2 separate regions of the Homo sapiens genome follow, and region 2 is linked to region 1. A link is an interaction called in ENCODE POLR2A ChIA-PET data of the cell type or tissue named here. Cell type or tissue: PC-9. All regions are shown on one strand. Links, peaks and the distances in the headings refer to the core of each region. The heading gives the core; the rest is flanking DNA.

The links. Peaks named below come from ENCODE experiments on the same cell type or tissue, not always from the same donor. Only the 100,000 strongest peaks of a DNase experiment are listed, where the experiment ranks them.
Region 2: POLR2A ChIA-PET joins it to region 1 with 7 read pairs; 2 of 35 experiments call an interaction of 5 or more read pairs at or near these places.

What each region holds. Positions count from the first base shown.
Region 1 is chr4:87,465,384-87,478,206 of GRCh38, reverse strand. SPARCL1 (SPARC like 1) reads left to right here. Exons shown (of 11, transcript NM_004684.6): 11 at 4,404-4,872. The coding sequence ends at 4,432. SCPPPQ1 (secretory calcium-binding phosphoprotein proline-glutamine rich 1) reads left to right here and starts at 7,157. Exons shown (of 10, transcript NM_001405228.1): 1 at 7,157-7,190; 2 at 7,550-7,579; 3 at 8,545-8,615; 4 at 10,196-10,228; 5 at 10,321-10,398. The coding sequence starts at 8,559. In PC-9, for the core only: no CTCF peak of the experiment used is centred there; no DNase peak of the experiment used is centred there.
Region 2 is chr4:87,651,614-87,664,436 of GRCh38, reverse strand. DMP1 (dentin matrix acidic phosphoprotein 1) reads right to left here. Exons shown (of 6, transcript NM_004407.4): 2 at 7,891-7,965; 3 at 7,358-7,405; 4 at 5,185-5,217; 5 at 4,959-5,006; 6 at 80-2,475. The coding sequence starts at 7,944. The coding sequence ends at 1,117. All of the region lies in intron 3 of DMP1-AS1 (DMP1 and DSPP antisense RNA 1), which reads left to right. Among named protein-coding and RNA genes, the nearest start is that of DMP1, 7.7 kb to the right of the region's middle. In PC-9, for the core only: no CTCF peak of the experiment used is centred there; no DNase peak of the experiment used is centred there; H3K27ac peaks cover 328 bases.

The sequences.
Region 1 (12,823 bases), core at 4,155-6,654:
AGTGAACATCAAATCTCTGAAACAGAGATTTCATTCATGTTTACAATATACCCTTGGGATAAACATGCAGCTAAGCCGTTAAAGAAAGTCAGTTCATCAAATGTCAGAAGTTCCCAAAAAGAAATAACTTGTGCATACTTCATTTTTAAAATATCCCCCATGCATATGTAGAATGCCTTGAAATTAGAGAGGAAGAGGTGAAAGTATGAGGATTTACTTATTAATAAATAGGTAAGCAGAGAGGGTCAGTCCTTTTCCTTGCAATATCATTCTGTGAAATAAACATTCTGTGAAAGGATGTATATTTTTGTAAGTACCTAGTTCTGTGTATTAGTTGTCTATGCTGCATAGTGAATCACCCCACAACTTAACAGGTTAAATTCTTTCTCACGGTTTCCAAGGGTCAGGAATCTCACAGTAACTAACCTGGATGGCTCTGGATTAGGATCTCTCATTAGGTTGTGGTCAAGGGGTCATGCAGTGCGGCAGTTATCTGATGGCTTGACTGCAGCTAAGGGTCTACTTCTAAGCCCACTCCCATGGCTCTTTGCAGGAGCCTTCAGTATCCCATCGTGTAGGCCTCTGGTCTACAGGGCTGCCCACAGCATGGTATCTGGATTCCTCCAGAGCGAGTGACCAGGCAGAAAGAGAGAAAAAGCCAAGACTGAGGCCCCAATGTCTTTTATAACCTAACCTCAGAAGTTATATATCATGATTTCTGCCTCATTCTATTGGTCACACTGACCAATCCTGCTACAGCAGGAGGAGGAGAAGGAGACCACAGGGGGTTGGATGTCAATTGTCTTTCTAACATCTATGATACAAGCAGAGTACTTATAAAAATTCAAATATATCCTTCTGTCCTGCCCTGCCCACCATTATCTAGAGGGGAAAACTCAGCTGGGATAGGATGTATTTATGGATGCCTGTTTATATGACATGTGATTTTAAAGGACTGATAAAAAGGCAAATTTAAACAGAGGCCATTTTACTTAAGAAAACCAGTTGCATCTCATTCTTCCTTTTGCAAAGCTTCTGGCAGCTCTTCAGTGTGTAAGCTCACCCAGGCTCCGCTGGGCGGTTGTCTGGGAGGAGCAGGAAGGGCTTAAAATCCAGTCATTTACAAAGCTGCTAATGATCTTGTTTGTGCACTGTGGTTTGGCCATCATTGCCTTATTTTGAAGAAAGGAAAAAATTATCACATAATAAACCAATAAAGCAGATATTAAATATTCAGTCAGAACACGTAAACAACTTACTGCTTTGGAATGTAGCTAAAGAAAAACAAATTTATTTGTAAGTATACCCTTCTTTCCTTCAAGGCTGAGAAATCTACAGGAGAAGATAAAGTTTAGCCAATGTTTTCCTGAATTTTAACTGCCTGTGATAGACGTGCTCATATATTCCTCACATAGCTGTTATTAACTAGCTGTGTGAATTAGGGCATGTTGCTTAGCCTCAGTGAGTCTCATTTTCCTTATCTGTAAAAATGGGGTTCAGGTAACAGGTGCAGGAATCCTCATTTATTTTGTGCCCATGCATACCATGCATTGACACATACCCATGCTAATCGTCAGAAAACCCTCCAAGTGAGACTAACAGGGTAAACAACTCAGATGACGCAAGTTCCCCTAAGCCATTTAAAGACATTATCCTAAGAGTACTGGGGGGCCACCAAAGTGTTTCAAACAAGCCAGTGATTTCCCTGGGTTTGTATTTAAGATGGATTCTCCTGGTTACATTGTGGTGGGGCCAAAGAATTGTTGAGAGAATACTGTGGTAAACCCAGGCAAGAGCTGATGAGAACTTGAACTAGGGGAGTGACCAAAGGGGAAAAAAAGAGAGAAGTAAACATATTCAAGATATATTTTAAGATATAAGCATACTCAAATATATAGCATGTGGAAATAAGACAATATTTGATAGGAAATATGTGGGAGCCGAGAGCAGACAGGTGAGAGACTGAAAAGAGAAGTGCAATGCCTAGGTCCCTGGCTCAGAGCAGGCAGGGTAAATAGAGGTAAATAGAGGCATCTTCCACTGAGAAAACACAAGAACAGAAGTGGATTTGGAGTAAATGACAAATTCCATTTTAGATACGTTGAATTGTAAAGTATTAGGTTGCCTCCTAAGTGTTAGTTTCATGCAAAAGTAATTATGGTTTGGCCATTATCTCTACCACTCCATCAAAACTACCATTATCCCTACCATGCCCACCACTGATGGGCACCTACATTGATTTTATATCTTTGCTATTGTGAATAGTGCTGCAACGAGCATATGAGTGCATGTGTCTTTTTAGTAAAATGATTTTTTTATAAATATACCCAGTATGGGATTGCTGGGTTGAATAGTAGATCTGTTTTAAGTTCTTTGAGAAATCTTCAAACTGCTTTCCACAGTGGCTCAACTAATTTACATTACCAGTGTCTAAGCATTCTTTTTCTCTGCAGCTTCACCAGCATGTTGTTTTTAGACTTTTTAATTACAGCCATTCTGACTGGTGTGAAATGGCATCTTATTGTGAGATGGTTTTGATTTAAATTTTCCTGATGATTAGTAACGTGGAACTTTATATATATTTGTTGGCCGCTTATATATCAAGACAGGGTTTTGGAACTGAAATGCATATTTGAGGATTATAAGCATACAGAGAATAATTGACACCAGGGAAGGGAATTAATTCTCCCAAGGAAAACGCATTGAGTTACATGAAAAGGGGTCTAGGATTGAACACTGCACTGAGAAACAACAACATCTAGATGATGGATAGGGGAGGAAGAAAGAATTCAGTAAGGAGAATGAAGTTTCTCCTGAAATGAAGGAAGAAAACCAGGATAGTGCCATGCAAAGGAGGTGTTTCAAAGAGGAGGAAGAGATTAACAGTGCCAAATGCGACTGAGATGTCAAAGAAGTTGAAAGAAATAAGGATATCCTGGGTAGCCTTGGTTAGAGTAGTTCTGGTGGAATGGTAGACATGGAAGTCACATTCTATGGGTTGAGAAGAAAAGGGAGATTAGAAAGGGTAAGGAGTGGATGTTTGAGTGCAGGAAAGACCTAGAAAAGCTACAGAGCATTTTCTAAAAAAGGGGAGCATTTTTTAGAATAAAAGAGATTTGAGCACTCCTTTCATTTACTCATTCATTTGCTCAAGAAATCTTTACAGGCCAGGCGCGGTGGCTCACGCCTGTAATCCCAGCACTTTGGGAGGCTGAGGCAGGCGGATCACGAGTTCAAGAGATCGAGACCATCTTGGCTAACACGGTGAAACCCCGTCTCTACTAAAAATACAAAAAATTAGCCGGGCGTGGTGGCGGGCGCCTGTAGTCCCAGCCACTCGGGAGGCTGAGGCAGGAGAATGGCGTGAACCCGGGAGGCGGAGCTTGCAGTGAGCCGAGACTGCGCCACTTCAGTCTGGCCTGGGTGAAAGAGCGAGACTCCGTCTCAAAAAAAAAAAAAAAAAGAGAGAGAGAGAAATCTTTACAGATGGTCTACATAAATGCAGGCACTGTTCTAGAGGCTAAATATGAAACATATTTAAATGCTAATGGAAGGGTCTAGTAAAAAAGGAAAGGTGGAAGAAGGATGTAAGAAAAAAAGAGGAAAGTAAAAGGAGAATCTTGTGAAGGTCAGAAGAGATCTTGAGCATAGGTAGAGGAATTAGCCTTAACGTCAAGAAAAAGGACAATCTCTTATCTGAGCAACAGAAAGAAGACAAAGGCTATGGGTGCAAATATAAGTAAACGTATAACTAATGAAGCTATTATCTCCATTTTACATATGAAGCCAGTACTCAAAAAAAAAAAATCAAAGTCCATAATCTTTCCCATTCTCTGGGCTAGATAAAGATTATTAGCAGGAAAATTACCTAGTGCCCACACAGAGTAGTATAATAGTTTGTTAGGGTGGGCCATGTTGGTAAGGAGTGATCTTATATTTGCTAGAGGATGCTGTCTTCTTCCACAGGTATGGCGACAATTTCTTTCACAAGCTACTCAATTAAAAACTGGAATAACCTAGCACTACACTTCTATTTATTTCCATTATTTTTCAGCTCACCTTCTAGATTAGTATACTGGGCACTTCTTGGCTGGACCTCCCGTTAACCTGCTCTTCCTCTATCAGTGGTTCTCAACCCTGCAGCCAAATTACCTGCAGAGTTTTCTAAACGTCTACATGCCATTAGTCCACCCCTAGGGATTCTGATTCTAGAGTCCAGAGGTGAGGCCTAAAAATACATATTTGTAAAAGTTCATGAGTGATGTTGCTGTCCTACCAAAGTTGAGGATCACCATTATACTGCCTTATTAGATGGTTTCTCTAATCCCCCAACTCTAATATTGTTTGTGCTACTACTCTGGCTACTTTCTAAAAGTGTCATTTTGCTTCTTGTTTTTTTATAGAGGACATAGATGAAAATCTCTTGTTTTGAACGAAGATTTTAAAGAACTCAACTTTCCAGCATCCTCCTCTGTTCTAACCACTTCAGAAATATATGCAGCTGTGATACTTGTAGATTTATATTTAGCAAAATGTTAGCATGTATGACAAGACAATGAGAGTAATTGCTTGACAACAACCTATGCACCAGGTATTTAACATTAACTTTGGAAACAAAAATGTACAATTAAGTAAAGTCAACATATGCAAAATACTGTACATTGTGAACAGAAGTTTAATTCATAGTAATTTCACTCTCTGCATTGACTTATGAGATAATTAATGATTAAACTATTAATGATAAAAATAATGCATTTGTATTGTTCATAATATCATGTGCACTTCAAGAAAATGGAATGCTACTCTTTTGTGGTTTACGTGTATTATTTTCAATATCTTAATACCCTAATAAAGAGTCCATAAAAATCCAAATGCTTATGCAAGTGTATTTCCAGTTATTATTTAGACAATCAAATGTAAAAGATCAACCCAAGACTCACACTTCATGTCAAATTATAATTGTGCTTCCTAAACCCTACTACCTTAAGTGTGTGTGTGTGTGTGTGGTTGAGAAAAAAGTGTGAGACATCTCTTACAGGAAACAAATACTCAGTGGCAAGATAAGAGGTGCTCATTAATGTCCTTCATCATTATGTAAGTTTAAACAGAAAAAAACTAATATCAAGTGCTTTTTTACCAAATTTGATATAAAATGTAGAACAAGCTGGGTGCAGAGGCTCACACCTGTAATCTCAACACTTTGGGAAGCCAAGTCGGGAGGATTCCTTGAGCTCAAGATTTCAAGACCAGCCTAGGCAACATGGAGAGACCCTGTCTCTATGAAAACTTAAAAAAATAGCCAGGGGTGGTGGCATGTACCTGTGATCCCAGCTACTTGGTGGACTTAGGTAGGAGAATTACTCGAGCCCAGCAGGTCGAGGCTGCAGTGAGCTATTGTGCCACTGCACTCCAGCCTGGGTGACAGGGCAAGGCCCTGTCTCAAAAAATAAATAAATGAAAATAAAATGTGAAAGATTATGCACTGCTTGATCCAATTAATTCTAACTTTTTGTGCAGTTGAGCATGTGTGCTGGGGAAGAGGGCGGCCCTGCAAAAATTTCACATAATCATTGCCTCACAATAAAGAAAATGTAATGGTAAAACAGGTAGAGGGCCATAAAGCGTCTTGATGTCCAATGTAGAAAGAGATTAAATATTATTAATGTAAATTGATAGCGAAAAACCTGTCATAAGCAAAAATTTGTCTTTTTATTTGCGCTCTTCTTTGGTAACTATTACAGTAAAAGCTAGATCACAAAAATATGACATTATAATATAGTTTTCCAAGTTCTGAAGTAAGGCAATAAAAGGACATGTCACTCACTTTATTTGACTATTTGAAAGAAAATGGTTTTTTACATATTTTTCTAGCTGAAATGAAAGATATCAATACAATTATCTTTTACTATTTTTTCAAATAATCAAAAATGTGTTGTTGTTGTTGTTGTTGTTACAAACCTTATCTGTGATAGTCACTGAGAGAACATGCCCCTAGGAATTTTATCTGAAAGATATTTACAGAATAGTTTATTTTTTTATCAGAATAATCTTCTCTGAGTATTTCAAAATTTCATTCGTTATCTCTTTCATAGCTCAATAAATTACTTATTCTTTTTTTTTTTTTTTTTGAGATGGAGTCTTGCTCTGTCACCCAGGCTGGAGTGCAGTGGCACAATCTCAGCTCACTGCAACCTCTGCCTCCTGGGTTCAAGAGATTCTCCTGCCTCAACCTCCTCAGTAGCTGGGATTACAGGCGTGCGCCACCACGCCCAGCTAATTTTTGTATTTTTAGTAGAGACGAGGTTTCACCATGTTGGTCAGGCTGGTCTCGAACTCCTGACCTCGTGATCCGCCCACCTCGGCCTCCCAAAGTGCTGGGATTACAGGCGTGAGCCACCACACCTGGCCAATTACCTTAACTAGAACCATATCATACTATGTCCTTTCTAAAAAATTAAGTTCAATTTGATTAATCAAAATCGAATTAAGTATTATTTGTAACTTTTTCCAACTACAGAAATAATTTTAGGAACTATTCCAAATTTCAGAACGTTTTTATATGAAGCTGAAAAGGTCTTAGCTAATTACAAACTAGGTTGCTGGGAACAGTGAAGTTGTATTCAGAGGTATTAATTAGGCCTAAATTATCTTTTACCCTCAGACAACTTTCAAAAATATTTTAGAATAGTGAAAAGTGATTTTAACACCAAGGTAAGGAAACCACCTCAATATCTACTAAAAAATTTTGTTTGAAAATAATATTCATTTTGAAATGAAAAATATTTAATAAGAGAAAATCTCAAACCTTAAATTTCTGTATCATTTAAGGCTCTTACATGTACAGCTAGCTCATCTATTATAGAGGCACGTTAATATTCTTGGTGGTCACAATTTTTAATTGTGGGTTGTTTGTGATAAAGACATACTCTAATCCCAACCTAAGAGATTATTTTCTCAGTTATTTTCTCAGTAATCAGTCTGTAAGTCTACCTCTGTGTAATTGAGATATTTTGGAAGTTGGAGCTCCTGGTGTGAAAGCAATTATTCAGTTTAGCTTTGAATTTTGTGACTCATATTGCCCATAACCATAAAGGCATTAGTAACATGGCTTAAATACTAGATGGGCATAGAGATTCTAGGTGATCACACTGCTCCTTGAATTTGTTGCTCCAAGGGCCACTGAAGCAAAGGTAATTGAAGAGATATATAGTATAATTTGGACTGATTCTAATGCACTAGATAAAAGAATGTAACATATTCTTGTATTGGGTAATTTAATGATTTCTAACAGGTCCACTTCTAATAAGAAGAAAGAAATTAGTGTTTGAATCCAGAAAGAAGAAAAATACAAAGAAAAAACATGAAAAAGGAAAAGGGAAATAAGTTGCCTAAATTCAGGCAAAGTAGCACTAAGATTGAAATCAGAGTTGGGTTTTAGATATATATAACAGATGAAGTGTGATTTATAGATATAACTTGCCTCAAATGCTGGAGATAAGTCTTAATAATAACATGATAAAGTTGTTTTTCTTTCAAAATCCAATTCCAGAATACAGTGATTTGGTTTGAAACTCACAAGGTAAGTTAATTTGAATTAAGTGCGATTTTTAAAACATAAAAATGTCTCCTTTCAGAACCAATGGACCAATAAAAGGCCAGTTGATTTCCTTTATTGAATCTGAATTTACTCATATTGTGCTGATTTTCTACCAACCCATTACATCTTACAAAATTTTTCCCATACAATTTCCTTCCCGAGAACTATAACTGGCAATAACAGCAACCAGACTATATGAAGGCCTGGTAAGTCTCACAGAGGTACAAGCTTCAGGTGGATTTATTTGTGTATTACATAAAAACTTTCCTCTCATTTTAGCCAGTAGTGATCAATTACTAATAATAAGCATGATGTAACACTGGTGTTTAAAGATTTGTGAGTAGAATTGAGCACAGTGGCTCACACCTGTAATCCCAGCACTTTGGAAGGCTGTGGTGGGAAGGTTGATTGAGGCCAGAAGTTCAAGACCATCCTTGCAACAGGGGGGCAACATAGCAAGACCCCATCTCTAAGAAAATTTTTTTAAAATTAGCCAAGTGTGGTGGTGCACACCTGTAGTCCTAGCTCCTTGGGAGACTGAGGCAGAAGGATCACTTGAGCCCAGCAGTTCGAGGGTACAGGAGGCTATGATTGTGCCACTGCACTCCAGCCTGAGTGACAGAGCAAGACCCTGTCTCAAAAAAAAAAAAAAAAAAAAAAAAGATTTGTGTGTAGAGATCACAAACGCAACTTCAGGGACCAAACATGTACAGTGTATAGGCCGAACTGTAACTTTATAAGAAAGTAGAAAGTAATGGGCTATGTTGGGAGCTAAACAGTGCATGTCTTGTCTAAGGAATTCAAAGCTTTTAAAAACACTCTTGTAGGCTTACAAAACCTATGTTTGGAGGCAGGATTTATCTTGACCACTATTTCAACACCTCTAAATAGGAATAGGACTTACATAGAAAAAAACTCGAAATGATCTCCTACCCCTTCAATTCCAGGCTCGACCTTTAGAATGAAATTTCTCATCTTGGCTGGCCTTTTGAGCACTGCCACTGCTCTGCCCATCCCCGTGAGTACACCCTCCTCAGCTGCTGACTCAATTTCAGATTTAGAGTCATCGCATTTCTCGGCTAGAAAGCAGGTCTTATCTTTTCATTTCACAAAAGAGGAAAGCGGAACCCAGGAAAGTCATAGAACTAGGAGTTCACCACTCTTTGTCAGTCCAAGACTCTGCCCAGTACAAATCTCAGCTCCATATGCCATGTGCTAGCTGTGTGACTTTGAACTAACCCATGGTTTCCTTGTCTATAAAATGAGTCCTAGGAACACCTCAGAGTTGCACGGAGATGATTTTTTTAATGCATCTAAGGCAGAGAAGGGTCCTATTTGAAAGATAGGATGTTCTCAATAAACTCAGTGATATAGAACAAATATTCTGCAGTGACCCAGGTCTAAATTAAGCAGTTTGAATTGAGTTTCATTTGTAATGCCCTTGCCCCAAACCATCTCATGTTTTCTTAAAAGGCTGTTACATGGAAATGCTCTGACACCAAAGGACTATCTACCTCATTGTAGATTTGATTTTAAAGAAGGAAATATTTAAGATAACTTACATTGATTACTAAATTATGAATATAAAAACAACTTATGCCTGAATTATATTTGAGTGATCATACAGACACACCTTTAAAGTCCAATTTTTGAAAACCAGATTTGGATAAAAAGCTACATTCATCTATAGTGCCCTTGATAACAAACCTAATTTGTTTCTTTAGACCACAATCCTTTTTGCCAAAGCTGGCAAGTATCGTGGTCTAAAATTCCAAACAATTTGTATTGCCTGTTTCTTTAGGCTGATGGGAATGCTGCAGTATACATATTTCATTAATTCTAATATGTACTTTTTGATATTTCAGCAGCTCTGAAATTGAGCTGTGTCTTAAAAACACAATTTGATAAAGTGTCACGGCAGCTTAACAGCAGCGCTTTTCTTTTTTGGTAATTTATGAAATAATGGTGCTTTTGACAATGATAGCATCTAAGAATATATGAAATACTGTAATCCCAGAACATCATTAACTTCACCTATATAGACATTTTGTCATCAACTGACTATATACAAATGAGATCCACTGAGTCTAATCTGGGTTTACTAGTCTGAATATGAGGGCACCAAGTAGGCAAGAAACTCTCTCCCCTGCACACTTTGTATCAAAGGAGCTTTTGAAGAAGTGAGGGAGCTTTCAAAATTTGTGTTTGGGGTGCAGAACTTAAGTGTACATTTCCACACTCCCTTCACTTTGAGTTTATAACTACTGAGAACTAAATCAAGAACACCATTCAAAGATTTACAAAAGGAAATATTCATGTAATATGGAATTAATCTTAAGAAATGTAAATAAAAGCATTCTTTGGATATAAATTTAAAAGCAAAAAGCCTTGGTCTTCCAAATCATTGCACAAAATTAATTAAACTTTTCCCTATTAGATATCCAACTGCTTTTTATTTCAGAAGTGAAGTTACATTACTGATGGGTATAATGCTCCATAGTGGCTTATTACTTATTCTCCTTTAGAACAAAACCTCTCTTTAGTGGATAATGTATTTCCATATGCTGCTTTACCTTGTTGCTGTTATTGTTTTGCAAGCTCGAACAATATGCTGAAAGTTCCAGTGAACAGGTGAACTTCTAATTGTATTTTTAAATAATGCATTCATCATTTTAAAAGTCTGCCATTGTCTGAAATGACTGACATCATGTTTCTTTTTACAGAGATTTATCTTTTACCCACCACAAGTACCACCATTTTTCCCTCAGGTCCTCTTTCCCCTACCTCCGCAACCGCCCCTGGTAAGCATGGGTTTGGGGAATCTGAAATAGCTAAAAGGATTTATTTGTTGGATGGTGGTTATGAAACTTTCCAAATTTTGATACTGAAATATGAGGCTTTAGGCAGTCCCCAGGAATCAGCTATTCAAACTTCTCTCCCATATAGCTTATAGTGGAACGTGACAAGGGGCTAGCAAATTTCCCTCCAAATCTTCAGTGCCCTCTCGCAGTGTTTCTCTGCACTTACTATTAAAAAGGTGTTTGTGCTGAATTACTTTGACCGTTACGAGCTTACTCTTTATGAAGAGAATACTTCTTTCTATAATATCCATTCTTTTGCTTTTTCAAATTCACCTTGTTGCTTTCTTTCTCTAAGAAGATTTTTTTTCCCCAGCTTTCTATAACTTTTTCCCAAGTTCAAGCAAAATAGTTATTTTGCTTTTCTGTTTGGACTCTCTCCAGGCTCTCCTAATATCTGGATTCTTAAAACATTTTTTCAATAAAGTTTGGAACAATGCTAAATACACAATAGAGTTGCCTTTATTCTATATATAACACTTTTGTAAGTCGACTACATTATAGAGTCAACGGTGAGTGCTTGAGGTACAAACAGTATAAGTTCAGATCTGATGAGGAAGAGAGACTCATAAAGGGAAACTACAATGTAATTTGATAAGTATTTCGAGACACAAATACAAAGCTATGGATCAAAGACTTCAGAGAAGACAGTATCTGAACCAGGTCTTGAAGGAAGACAAATGGATGAAACATTTCAGGCAGAGGAACAGCAAGTGCATGGGTGCAGACTTGAAAAGCACAAGGCAATTTGCGGGTAGAAAATTATTTTAGTCTAAAATAATGATGCTGCAACACAGATTGGGGCCTTGTTAAATTTGGATAAGTATTTAAGCAATGATTTTTTTCTTTAAAAATCACATACATTTTAAAACTTCACATACCCCTTATTTACAGACAAGGACCTCACTATGTCACCCAGGCTAGTCTCAAACTCCTGGGCTCAAGTGATCCTCCCACCTCCCACAGGCTCCCCAGTAGCTGGATTATAGGTGCACACCACCATGCCCAGCTCACAAACATTTTAAAACTACATCTTGCTTAATATTGTCTGATCTCCTAAATATTTTTAAATATACAAACATGATTTTGTGTAACTGTTTTTATATCTAAATTTAATAAACACCTTCCCTTTGCTTGCATTTAATTTCAAACTGTGTTTCTCTCAACTTTTAAAAATTTGTCACTAAACTTAGTCCTCAATAGAACATTTCTTCTCCTTTAATGTTTTTACTTGTTCTGATTGAATCCCAGCTGTTAAATTCTAAATATTATTCTTGCACTTATAATTAATTGCTAATTATTTTGGTTCTAGTCAGGACTAGGTGCATTGTTTCCCTATTGTTTGCTAAAATTTGTTTTTTTTGTTTTCGTTTTTGTTTTTTGAGACAGAGTCTCTCTCTGTTGCCCAGGCTGGAGTACAGTGGTGCAATCTCAGCTCACTGCAACCTCCGCCTCCCAGGTTCAAGCAATTCTCCTGCCTCAGCCTCCCGTGTAGCCACCATGCCTGGCTAATTTTTGTGTTTTTAGTAGAGATGGGTTTCACCATGTTAGTTGGGCTGGGCGAACTCACTCCTGACCTCAAGTGATCTGCCTGCCTCGGCCTCCCAAAGTGCTAGGATTACAGGCATGAGCGACCGTGCCCTGGCAAGATTTATTTTAAACTGATGCAAAATCTTGGAGTCTTGGTTTATAATTAGAACTTAGGAATCGCTGTTAACATTTAAATTTAAATTTATTTAAATCTATATGACAATTAAAAGAATCACTCTTCTGTGAAATGGAAACTCTTCCTACCACCAGATGGCAGACTAGTATCTTCAAAGCAAGCAAAGAAAGTAACACTTACTGTAGGGAAAGTGGTAGATTTGTAAAAACTATCAACACATTAAGACAGATTCCTGGGCTTTAAGTTAGATAAATTAAGAAGAACAACCATACCTCTTGAAAGAAAATATTATATTGAACCCACTAGATTCTAATCTCCACCAAATAGAAGGTGAGCTCTCTAAGTGTCATTTACTGCTATCCCTAAACCCTAGATATAGAATAATTGCTCAGTAAATATTGTAGGGATGGATGGATAGATGGGTGGAAGGATGAGTGAATGTATGAATAAATGAGAAAAAGCAAGAGAGAGTGTTCACAGTTTCATTCACAATTTACTTTTTTTTTTTTTTTTTTTTTTTTTTTTTGTAGATTTCTATTCCTTTTCCTTTTCCTTACAATCCAAATCAGGTGGTTATACTTAAAGCTTCCTTAGGAAATACTTAAACTAATACAAAACAAAAACTTGAAAATTCTTTAGATTTAATTGGGGAGAATTTGATACCAATAATTACTGGCTAACATTCTCTTTGGGGGACCACTA
Region 2 (12,823 bases), core at 6,289-8,788, 180 kb before region 1:
GAATGCTTTAAAGAAAGAGTTGCTTAACACAAATATATCCTAATAATCAGCACCACGATTACAAATAAACACATATTTCTTCTGGGTATTATAATCTTTATTACAAAACAAGTATTTTATGTTGAGGTAATATTTCAAATGGTATTTGTCAAAAATCAATTGAATCTTACATACAGAATTTTGCTCTGTAAAGGACTCAGAGAACAGTTTTTTTCTAGCATTGCACGCAAACTGATTTTAGAAAAAATAAAGCTAAAAAGTATCTACGTAAAGAGGAATTTCTTTCTCCCACTCTTCCTGACCCAATCCTTCTTATCATCACCAGTGATTAGTAAGGTGATGTTTATGGGAGTTCTACAAAAAAAAAAAAATGATGAATTGGTAAATTAATTGGGAGAAAAAGATTTTCTTATCCAAAACAACTCACTGTGCCATAATTTCAAAGTGCTTTTGCAAACTAAGTATTGAATCCTATAGAATTTACTATTATTTATCCCAAGAATAGAATTTCCCGGTCTCCAATGAGGAAACCCTATGCAACCTTCCAACTCCAATGTCTTCTGCTATGAAGCCCTCCCTCGTTCTCCAACGCATTGGTCACCCTTCTCAGTGTTCCCAGATAGATATCGTGTTCATAGCTCTCTGTCTTGGCACTCACCATACTGGGTTGTAACAATTCTTGTTTCTCTTATACATATCCCTCTTTAACTCTGTAGCTTTGTGGGTCCTTCTATACGCTCCTCAGGAGCAAGAAACAAGTCTTAACCTGCTTTACATTCTCAACACCTAGCATAGTGCCTGGTATATCATGGACACCCAATAGCTTTGTTTGTTACGTTGATGAATTAGGAACTATCTCAGCTGCAAAGTTATCATGCAGATCCTTTCTTGCTTCTAGCCTCTTTGGCTGTGTTCTGGTGTCACTCCACAGTATTTAAACCTCTGTGAAATGATGACACCCTAAAAACAAGTGTAATGTCCAGCAATTCCTTTCAGGAAAAATATGGCATCTGGTTATTCTTTTGATCAAAACATCAATAAATTATAGTTATCATGATACATTTTCAAGTCCCTAAGACTCCTTTATGTGACAACTGCTTCTTAGGACAGCTGATGCTAATAGCCGTCTTGGCAGTCATTGTCATCTTGGTCCCCAATGGGTTTGTTGTGATAGGCATCAACTGTTAATTTCCGGCTCTCTATCTCAATGTTTTTCAACTGGCCATCTTCCTCACTGCTTGATTTGCTCTCCGTGGAGTTGCTATCTTCTTTGGATCTGCTGCTGTCTTGAGAGTCACTGTCGTCTTCCTCAGAATGGCTTTCCTCGCTCTGACTCTCTGCTGAGCTGCTGTGAGACTGGAGGCCCTCCTGGCTGGAGCTGTTCTCATCCTCAGGGGACTCCGGGCTTTCCTCTGAGAAGTTGAGGCTCTCACTGGATTCGCTGTCTGCTTGCTCCTCTCTGGATTCACTTTTTGAGTGGGAGAGTGTGTGCGAGCTGTCCTCCTCGCTGGAGTCACTGTCTTCCTGGTCTTCTACATAACTAGTTGTGGGGTCGGGGTTATCTCCCCTGGACTCACTCACCACCTCTTCCTGAGACTCACTGCTGTTCTCTTGAGATGACAGGTTGGCCTCTTGGCTGGACTCACTGCTGGGACCATCTACGTTTTGGCTCTCTTCCTGGGACAGATTCTCCTTGCTGTCTTCTTGAGAGTCACCCTTGCTGTCTCTCCTGGGTTGGCTGAGGCCAGTGTCTCTGGAGTTGCTGTTTTCTGTAGAGTCACTCTTGACTTCTTCCATTGTGTTGTTGTCATCAAGCTCGCTTCTGTCATCTTCCTCTGAGATGCGAGACTTCCTAAAAATTTTCCTACTGGGATGCTCCAGCAATTGGCTGCCACCTGAATCTTGAGTGTTTGCTTGCTCACTGTTTTCTCCAGATTCTTTTGATTTCATGCCTGCACTGTTCATTCTGGAGTTTCCCCTTTCACTCCTGATGCTCTCTGGGTCATCACTCTGCATTCCCTCATCGTCCAACTCGGAGCCGTCTCCATGGCTGCTCTCCCCATCACTGCCACCTCCCACCCAGTGCTCTTCACTCTCACTCTCTTGAGTGGAGTCACCTCCCTCAGGCTTGCTGTCCACCCGGTCCTCATTGTCAAGTTCCCTGCTCTCACTGGTGGTATCTTGGGCACTGTCTTGCCCTTGTGGGGCACTCTCTTCACTGGCTTGTATGGTGTCATCAGAGTCCTCATCACTTCCCAGTCTGGAGTTTCCTCCTTCTTGTCTGTCTTTGGGCCCTGGGCCACTGTCATCGTCACCAAAGGTGTCATCTCCACTGTCATCTTCATCGTCATCTTTATCATCTCCTCCTTTTCCTGTGCTCCTGGAGAAGCCACCAGCTAGCCTATAAATGTATTGATGATCATCAGAGCCCAGGCCCTCCTCTGACTGAGTGCTGTCACTGGGGTCTTCATTTGCCTAGAATTTGGGGTTAACAGATATGGTCAGTATTCCAGGAACCGATAGAGAAGGAGTTATCTAGAGCCTTTCTAGTCTTTCTGCTTCCTTCGCCCTACATCCCCTCCTCTAATCTACGGTCAGTTTTACTACTCAATAACCTCTCTACCAGAGCTTAAATAGGAAGGAAGAGGAATTGAAACTCAAGTGGTTCCATTTTATATAGGCACACTTCACTCAATGCTGCCAACATTTTCTCAAAAAGCTTTCTGGAAATCACATTTATGAAATTCAAATCATACTGTATATATAATTCCTTAAAAAAAAAAAAAAAACTCTTGGGCTGGGCAAGGTGGCTCACACCCATAACCCAGCACTTTAGGAGGCCGAGGTCAAGAGATCGAGACCATCTTGGCCAACATGGTGAAACCTCGTCTCTACTAAAAATACAAAAATTAGCAGGCCGGGCGCGGTGGCTCACGCCTGTAATCCCAGCACTTTGGGAGGCCGAGGCGGGCGGATCACGAGGTCAGGAGATCGAGACCATCCTGGCTAACACGGTGAAACCCCGTCTCTACTAAAAAATACAAAAAATTAGCCGGGCGAGGTGGCGGGCGCCTGTAGTCCCAGCTACTCCGGAGGCTGAGGCAGGAGAATGGCGTGAACCCCAGGGGGCGGAGCCTGCAGTGAGCCGAGATTGCGCCACTGCACTCCAGCCTGGGCGACAGCGAGACTCCGTCTCAAAAAAAAAAAAAAAAAAAAAAAAAAAAAAAAAAAATTAGCTGGCTGTGGTGCCACAAACCTGTAGTCCCAGTTACTTGGGAGGCTGAGGCAGGAGAATCACTTGAACCTGGGGGGCAGAGGTTGCAGTGAGCCGAGATCGAGCCACTGCACTCCAGCCTGGCGACAGAGCGAGACTCCGTCTCAAACAAACAAACACACACACAAAAAAACCTCTTAGGTAATTGTTTGTGAATTAGAGTTGGTTTATAATGCTCATGCATTAAAGTGTTTGGTGTGAAACAGAGTTTTTAAAAATATTGAGTGATCTTAAAATGACCCCAATTTTTTTTCTTCTGGAGGGAAAAATGTACTAGGACCAGAGGATAAAATCTTTAGCTAAAATGAAAATTAAATATTATAGTAAGGTATATACTTCACCCAAACCATGTTTCTACCTCGTTAGTACAACCAGAAAGTTGCCTATAGATGATTCAGCTAGAAGACACCAACTAGTGTGACCAACAAGGCAACTTAGTGCTACGTGGGAAGTCAGAGAGGTGAGCCCTGTAAGTAAAACAATTGGATGCTCTGTACCAGTAAGGAAGGACAGTGAGTCTTCATACATTATGCTCCCAAAATATCTGCTCTCTTTACCATACCCTACAACAGAGCATACCTGCTAGTTTTTGTTTTGTTTTGTTTTGTTTTTACACATCCCTACTGATCAATGTCTGAGTCTGTAATTGGGTGATTGGGAGTACTTGTGTATATGCTGTTGACCTCTCTTCCTAGCACTGGAGTTTTATGCTAGTATGGTGGAACTGAGCATGGGTTTAACCTGCCATACCTCGTTAACCCAACTCACAAGCAGGAACTGCAGGAATCACCATACCTCATTACCCTTTCTCAAGCAGGAATTGCTACCGTAACTTGAAAGCTTACAGACCCTTGAGACAACAAATCACAAAGTCCCCAGCAAACGGCATTTCTCCAGTTCTATGCTTTTAAATTTCTAGAATGTTCCTTTGATAACCTTAAGTAAATAGGGATAAACAGGCTAATAATTCATCTTCCAACTCTGGCTAAGTGTAGAATGCAACATGGATCAAAGCCTTAGGGAGAAACCTGGCTCCTGGACTCTCTGGAGCCCCACAGGATTGAGTTTGGTCAAAACAATAGCATAGCTAAGAAAGTAACAACACTTAGTCTTAGAAAAATGAAAAAGAATGCCAGCTTTAAGGGATATAAACTGAGTCTGCCTTTCTCACTCCCAGAGCCCAGTCCCACAGATGGGACTATTTTCGAAGAGAAAGTCATCACTGAAGCAGTTCTTTTCATTAAAGTTTCCTCAGGGCTGTCCTGTTCTGTCTTCGAGCAGGATCCTTGACACATAGAAGCTCCCAGGCACTTCTTCACCTGAGCTGAACTGCTCCAATTGTAAAAGCAACATTTTAAGTTGATGAGCAAGTTTGACATGGTCAATGACCATTTGTGAGTGTGTGTGTGTGTTTCTGCGCATGTGTTTATGTTTTAACTAGGAGAGACATTTGGGGCCACAGTGCCAGCAATCTAGGCTCAGTGATGAAAATAAGATGAATAGCATGTCTGCATGTGAATTCTCCTTACTCATTTTTCTCTTCTTACTTTATAGGACTCTTTAGCCAGCATAACTCATAGTTAGAAAATATTATATTTAGAACTGTCGCCAGGTAATTTAATCTAACATCATTTCCTTCCATTCCTAAGTAGCCTGAAAAGTTAAGAAAGGTCTGTTTAATTACCTGTTCCTCTGAGCTAACTTTACTGCCTTCTGATGACTCACTGCTCTCCTGAAAGGGGAAAAATGTTTACTTTTCTTTTTAGTAATTCCTTAGGAAAGAAAAAAACATGATACACATCAATTGCTTCCAGTCTGGATTTACTACTTTCAAAATTGTAAAAGGCAACTGGAAGAGTGTTAAAGTTACTTCATGAGATGTTTATGACAAAAGTAAATGAGATAGTTACCAAGGGTGGTGTTGGTGCCTGAGCCAAATGACCCTGCAAAAAAGGAAAGGAAGGAAAACAAATTACTCCCTCACAGATGGATTTCATTATTGTAATTATTTACAATAATTTTAGGTTATTATTTTTAGTTTCTTGGTAGAGATCTTACATTTACATGAGTAATAGTGAAATTTTATGATGAAATGGTTCCAAAAGGAAAGTAAAATGACTAATGGCTTGAAAAGATCTTGGGATATAAGAGACCTAGACAATGTTTATATTTCTGATATTTCATTTACAGAAATAAATATGCTTTTTTGAACCTGGCCGTTCATACAACCTAGAGGAAACGTAACACAGGAAAAGCAGCATTGAAACTCAGAATCCAGATTTAAGTCTCAATTAACTCACTGGTTTTGGTTTTAGCCCTGAAAACCAATCATCTTGGTGTTAGCACTGAAAGTCATGTGTTCCAGGAAACCCCTAAGTTCCAGGTAAACCGAGATGGTTGGTTACTCTAGGTGAAGGTGGGCAATTCACTTCACGTGTCTGACCACCAGTTTCTTATTCATAAATTAAGGAAATTAACACCCACTGTGCTTACCCCACAAGGTAGTTATGAAGATGAAACCAGCTAATGCCTATGGAAGTATCTCGAAAACTATTTATTCAACATGATATAAACTAAAGAAAAAATCCATTTGATAACATCCACCTTATAAAATTTAATAGTAAACAAAACTGAATTGAGAAAGCCATGAAACCCTTCTCGAGTCATGTAAAAGCCCTGGTATTAAAAACAAATGCTAAATCAGAAATTTAACTAGTCATACCTCTAATTTATTTCACTATCTTTAGTCTCATAAGCACTATAAGAATGCCTTAGCAACTTCTGGTACCCCTCCCCATCACTTCTTCCCCTTCCCCTTGAGGAGGGCAAAGTCCTGTGTGGAACACCCAAGGCGCAAAGTAGAGCAGGGAGGAGCTGCTATTGACATGTCTTCAACGTGCGTTTCAGAGGTGCTGGACTGGGGGTATCTCCTTAGGGAAAGGAGCTATAATCACGCTGTCTTTGGCCTGCAACACTGCAGGCAGGCACAATGGCAGGCTGTGCTCCAGTCAATTATCATTTGGAATTAATGGGTGGAAGGGAGCAAGACATTGTTATTTTTCTCATGCCAAGGCTAGACTTGAGAACAGGGCATGTTTGTGCGTCTCTGGTTAAATGAGAGAGAGGATCTAGAGTGTCTGCTTTTAAATTAACCAGCCTATGGATTTCTCTGAAGAAAGTTCATAATAAATACTGCAAAGTCTATTCCAGACTCAGGCATGGACAGGACCCCACCTCAGGTCACTGACATTATCTGGCCACCACCAAAAGCATTGGGGCCAAGCTTTATCATATGTAAAAGCCAGTAGGAAACACAGTAGTGAACAAAATGCTCTGATTTCGCATAAGATTTTAACCCTTAGTGCCAATCTTGAGAATTTTCTGACCTCTTAGACCTGGCTCCTTCCTGAGAGGGATATGACACACTGGTTAAGAATGTGGATTCTGGAGCTAGAGTGACGTAATATCAAAGTCTGGCTCTAACACTAATTGACCATGTAACCTAGACGATTGAATTACTCTCTGTGATCAGTTTTCTCATCTGTAAAGTGAGAATAAAACATAATACCTAATTCACAGAGGTGTGAAAATTAAGAAAGTTAATATATGTAAAACACTCAGAACTGTGCCTGGCAATGATTCTTGAGTTATTGAGAGTTAGTAACTCTCAATATAATAACATGCTAGCAACATTAGCTCTCATTCCAGAGACTCTAGTGTCCTCTCATTCTTCTTTCTTTTTTCACCTTCCAGGACTTGACCTCTTGCCCACCAGATAACTCTTGTTAAAACAGATTTCAAGTCATAATCTCTCCTGAAGACTCTTGATTCATTGTCATGCATCCCCTGGTACTATTATACACATCCATTATAAGAAGAAAGCTAACAGAAAATATGCTTCCTTGCCAGAGTATACTACTAAGTTGGAATCACAGCAGTATTTTCTTCTATGAACTCTATAGCTTAGCTTATTAATATGCTGATGAAGTCATTAGCAGTTTCAATATTTGCAATGAAATCAATTTGGTTATACTCATAATAAATTAAAATTAAAATATTTCAAAAAGTCATATTTCTACTCACCTTCCATTCTTCAGAATCCTCAGATTCATTATTTTGATACCTGGTTACCTAGAAAATTTAGTACACATGGTAAATCCAAAGAGAAATTTCTAAAGCAATAGTTATTAACACATTTCATACATAGGAGTAGGGATAGTCAAATTTTAGGCTGCATCAGAATCACTGGGAGGCCTTGTTAAAACACTGATTTCTGTTTCCTATCCCTAAAGAGTCTGGCTTAGCAGCTCTGAGGTAGGGTCCAAGAATTTGGATTTCTAACAAGGTCCTAGTTGATGCTGATGCTGGTGGTTCCAGGATGACACTTTAAGAAGCACTGCTTATAGGGAAGAAAAGTATGAATGATATCTATGTGAATGGCAACTGAACAGAATAAAAAACACCTTGAATGATATTTCTTAAGAAAACAGCATGCTAAGAAACTACTATTTTTACTGGACTGGAACATACACAGCCATCTTGGTTCATAGCCAATCAAAATTGTGGAGTTTTAAGTATGAAAGGGTTTTTTCATATATCCCTACCCTAATACTTACTGGGAGAGCACAGGATAATCCCCAAAGGAACATGAGCAGGATGCTGATCTTCATAGTTGGGTGTGATACCTCTACCTGGAATGAAGGACATAGATGTTTCTCTCCATGTTAAAGGAATAAAGTAGTTTCAACTTTTTAACAGTTTCTTCCTACTAAAAATTCATCCAAATGTCCATGAACTGATGAATGGATAAATAAAATTTACTGTATCTATAAAACAGAATATTATTCAACCATAAAGAGGAATGAAGTACTGACATGTGCTGCAGAGTAGAGGAAACTTGAGAACACTATGCTAAGTGAAAGAAGCCAGATAAAAAGGCCACATTGGAATGATTCTATTTACATGAAATGTCCACAATAGGCAAATCTACAGAGACAAAAAGTAGACTAGTGGTTGCCCAGAGCTTGTGCAGATGGGAGGTTGAGGGGTGACAGCTAATGGGTACAGGATTTCTTTTGGAGGTGATGAAACTGTTCCATGTATTGTAGTGAAGGTTGCACAACTCTGTGAACATACTGAAAACCACTGAGCTATACACTTCAAATTAGTGAAGTATGTGGTGTATAGATTATAACTCAACAAAGTGGTTTTTAAAAACCTCACTCCTAAGAAATAAATTGAAAATGTTTCAATGAGGAGATGTACAAACGCTAACACATAAAGTATGATAAATTGACGAAAAAGTAAAGAAAGAGGAATATAGAAATTTCTATCCATTCCCTTTTACAATAATTATGCAGCTTGGTATGGCAGAGCACCCTAGCAAATGTATTCTCCCTAAAAAACTACACTTATTGACACCAGTGATAGGTGGTGGGCATTTGTTTTCACACACACACAAACACACACATACACATACACACACACACACACAATGGCTTCTAAGTCACATTTATGACTGCATAATAATGTCTACACAAAATAGATTTTTTTTTGCTTTTTTTGTGATCTGCAAGAGATGCGCTAGAGTAGGCTTCATATTACAACTTCAGAAAGCTCTTAATATCTACTGTGACACGTTTAGTCATACATTATACATAATTATGCTAAATTATTTTTGCTGTCATTCACAGTACTGAAGGATTTGGGGAAGATTACAGGTTTGGGATACACTTGTAAATCATGCTGAGAGAAACACGCCAAATCAAACTATTTTTCTGGAGGGTAACTTCATTTCACACTTCAAGAGCTGTTGCTTTGGAAAACACTTTGTTTTGTATTTAAAAATAGAAGTACTAGATGCTAAAGTAAAAATTTATTGAAATGGTTTAAGGAACGCAATTTACCCTGCACTAGTAAGCCCTGGTAGCTGCCCTAGCATACTTGTCTGATGAACTTCCATACATTTCACAAATAATCCTGCAAGTTTATTTCACGTTTGTCGATTTGTTTCATTTCTTTAAATGTTAAATGTATACTGTGAAAGGAAAATAAAATCTTGGGACCCCAAACTCACTAAGTCAAAGGGAAAGTCAACCTAGGAACTGGGTCACTCAAACCTGCCTCCCATTTTGTTCTTAAAAAGATAGCTACAAGGATAAAAGGCTACATACCTCCCTCACAATTTTCTCACAGGGAAATTCCTGTGGGCCCTGAGATCTTTACCCCAAAACAGTCTGGTTGAATTTCACCCTCACAATGTAAATTAACAGCTTACCTTCATAAGTTCAGGACAAAGGACAGAACTAAAAGTCATTCCTCTTCTCACCTGAGACAGATGCATGTCTGACAGCTTCCTCTAGTCTATGTTTACTTTATCTTATGTAGAAATGCAGATTCACTGAGCATGAGACAAATGCATAATTGACTATTCCTCTACCCTCTCCTTTCACATATAAAATGTGGGCTCAGTGAGCACTAAACAAAGACTCAAAGGAATGCAACCACTTGCCTCTTTTATCTGTCCTTCCTTTCTCCTATTGCCTGTTCTTTCCCCTTTAAATACTGAAGTCCTCGGACTCTTTGTAAACAAACATGGACCATAGATGTTTCTGGTAGTTTTGTGTTCATTTTTCCCAGGTGCATCCTCAATTTTGGCAAGATAAGTCTCCAAAAATAATTGAGACTCACCTCAGTCATTTTCTTTGATTTGCAATAGTTTACTGGTATAGGAACTCAGAAAACAATACTCCATAATGAAGGCCTCAGAAGCAGCCTCAGAAGCAAAAGCTTCTCTCTGACCTTCCCCTGCCCTCCTATCTCTGGCCCCTCATTCTCCCCTGAGACTAACCATAGAAACTAGAATCCCTCTTTCCCAAAGGCAGGTTATAGAAACCAGAACCTCTTTTCCCCAAAGCCAGCAATAAAACCTGAAAATATTACCCTAAGTCCCCCTGTCTTTCTGTGTAACAACTGGCCTTAAAGAAATTCTCTGACCCCCCTAGTTTAATTGTATGTCATAAGACCCGCATTGCAGAGAAGGTCCTGTCCCATATCAAGAAGGAAGAAATGCTGCACGGAGAGGCCAAGAAGAATCTGGACAGGCTTTGCTGGGCCACCCCACTTGGTCTACTAGTATAAGGTCAAAACCTTTTTGTCCAATCATATTTCTACATGGCTGCCCATGTTTTGTTGGACATAAGCATAAAGATGGACAGTTTCTCCTGTATCTTTAGGTCTTCGTTCTGAAGGCTCCTGTGTCACATAAAAATAATTTTGTATTCCTTTTCTCCTATTAATCTATATTTTGTCAGTTGATTTTCAGCAAACCTTCAGAGGGTGAGGGGGAAGTTTTCCCTTGGCCCCTAAAATAATGATAGGAGTTAAAAGCCAAAGATTCTCAACCCTAAATATATATTACTATCAACTGGGAAGAGTTTTAAAAATGCCAATGCACAAATCCCATCCCAGGGCAATAAATCCATTCACTTGGGTGGGCACAGGAATAGGTTTGTTTTTAAAGTTCCACAAGAGATTTTAACACTTGATCTAAGAATTAAAAATATCATAATTAACCAGGCTTGGTGGCACGTGCCTGTAGTCCCAGCTACTCAGGAGGCTGAGTGGGGAGAATTCTTTGAGCCAGGGAGGTTGAAGCTGCACTGAGCCATGATCGTGCCACTCCACACCTGTTTGGGTGACAGAGCAAGACCCTATCTCAAAAAAAAAGTATATATATATATATATATATATATATATATATATATATATATATATCACTCGATAATGCCTGAATATGCTGAATATTGTCTGAAACATTGGGCTCAAGAAGTCATCTAATCTTATTTTTAATGTATTCAATAAAATAATAGAAATCCTAAGATAAGGAGCCTGAACAGGCTTCTCATTTCTGCTTTCACACAACTCAAATGGTCAAACAACCTCTCATGTATATTATGGGCATTATCTCTCCTCAGCATAGTTATTCTTAATTTGTGCTACTTTCTTTATTCTAATTCGCATAGTGTATATCAGTCCTTATGTTTGATACTATCTTAATTTCTTTTAAAAATCCTTCAATTAATATCAACAGAGAAAAACATATGAAAATGCTTAACTATACCAAAATCAAGCTTAATTTAATAGATGTTACTTCTCTTTAGATACCACAATCAAAACTTTTTAAAAAATGTGTTAGGTTTATTTCTTCAGGAAAGCAAAATTTTCTCAAATATGATATTCTCAAAATAACCCTTTCAATGCTTTCAGTTTCACAGATCAAATGAAAGTTACCTCATCATTTTAATTTTCAAAGTGAAATTTGAATAGGGTTATAATTTCATGATTCTCTGAAAGCTAGCAAATGTTAGAGCCTTGACAGAAGGTCAATGACTATTGAATTCTCTTGTATTTTCTTTAGCTTCTCTAATCTAAATAATTAGAAAACTGGGGATGCCATTGTGCATTTATTCTAAACCAATGAACGTTGTGTTTTCTCACAAAGAAGTGCATGCCCCAAGTGCTCAAGTTTCTTAGGGATGGAAGATTCTAAAACACAAGAAAGATGCCCTAACTTGCTCAGGATTCTAGAAATACTCGTTAGCATCCTGACCTAAAGCAATAATTTCCCAGATGCAAGTCTAGTAAACTAAAATAAAAGACACTCTAGAGTTCTGAGAGAGCTGATGTTGCCACCCAAAAAATATAGTCCAACTGTAAGCATTAAAGAAAATCAGATCTTAAACCCCTTGTTAGGTTTGCATTTGGTATTTCTGATAAAAATAATTATAATTTTGTGAAGTGCATTTCCAAACAAGAGCTCCAAACTTTTATAAACATTTTGGCTACTATTCAAAAAAGAGTAGAAGCAGATAGGCAGTAGCCATATTCTGAATAATAAATGTGAACCACAGCTACAAGCCTGCAATTAAAAGTCCAGAACTTTGAGTTCTTCTTCAGTGATTGGTTAATGTTATTTCTACATTCTACATGCTGTCATTCTACAGTGAGATGACGTAACAAAAGGAAATAAACAACTTGAGTTCCATCCATTTGGAAGGCGGTGTATTAGAGAATTTCTGCCCCTGTGAATTGTTTTCATAGAGTTGAAAAGAGCCAAATGTTTAGAATGTGGAGAGGGAAACTAAAGTCAAGATTTCAGGTGTGTAGCCAAAACTTCTTTCGGCTCTTAAGTAAGGAAATTTGTTCTAGCATTTTCTCAAGGTTAAGATACATTTGTAAAATATATATCTTCTTTTATGTAAACCAAAATGAAGGAAATAGGCCAAAAGAAGAAAATAAAGGTTTGAAAAGTCATAGACTCTTTTTTCTTTTGGAAAACAATTCATCATATTAATTTGCTTTATTTGTCTTAGTATTGTTATCTTCAAGAACACAACTGAACAATACATTCATTCATTAGCAGTCAGTAAATATTTATGAACATGCAATGTGTTAGGCACTTTTCTAGCCCATATTCTCAAAACCAACAATTTAAGAAACTCTAATATTTTGGTAGCTTTCTCCATGTACAACCTGTAAATGTACATT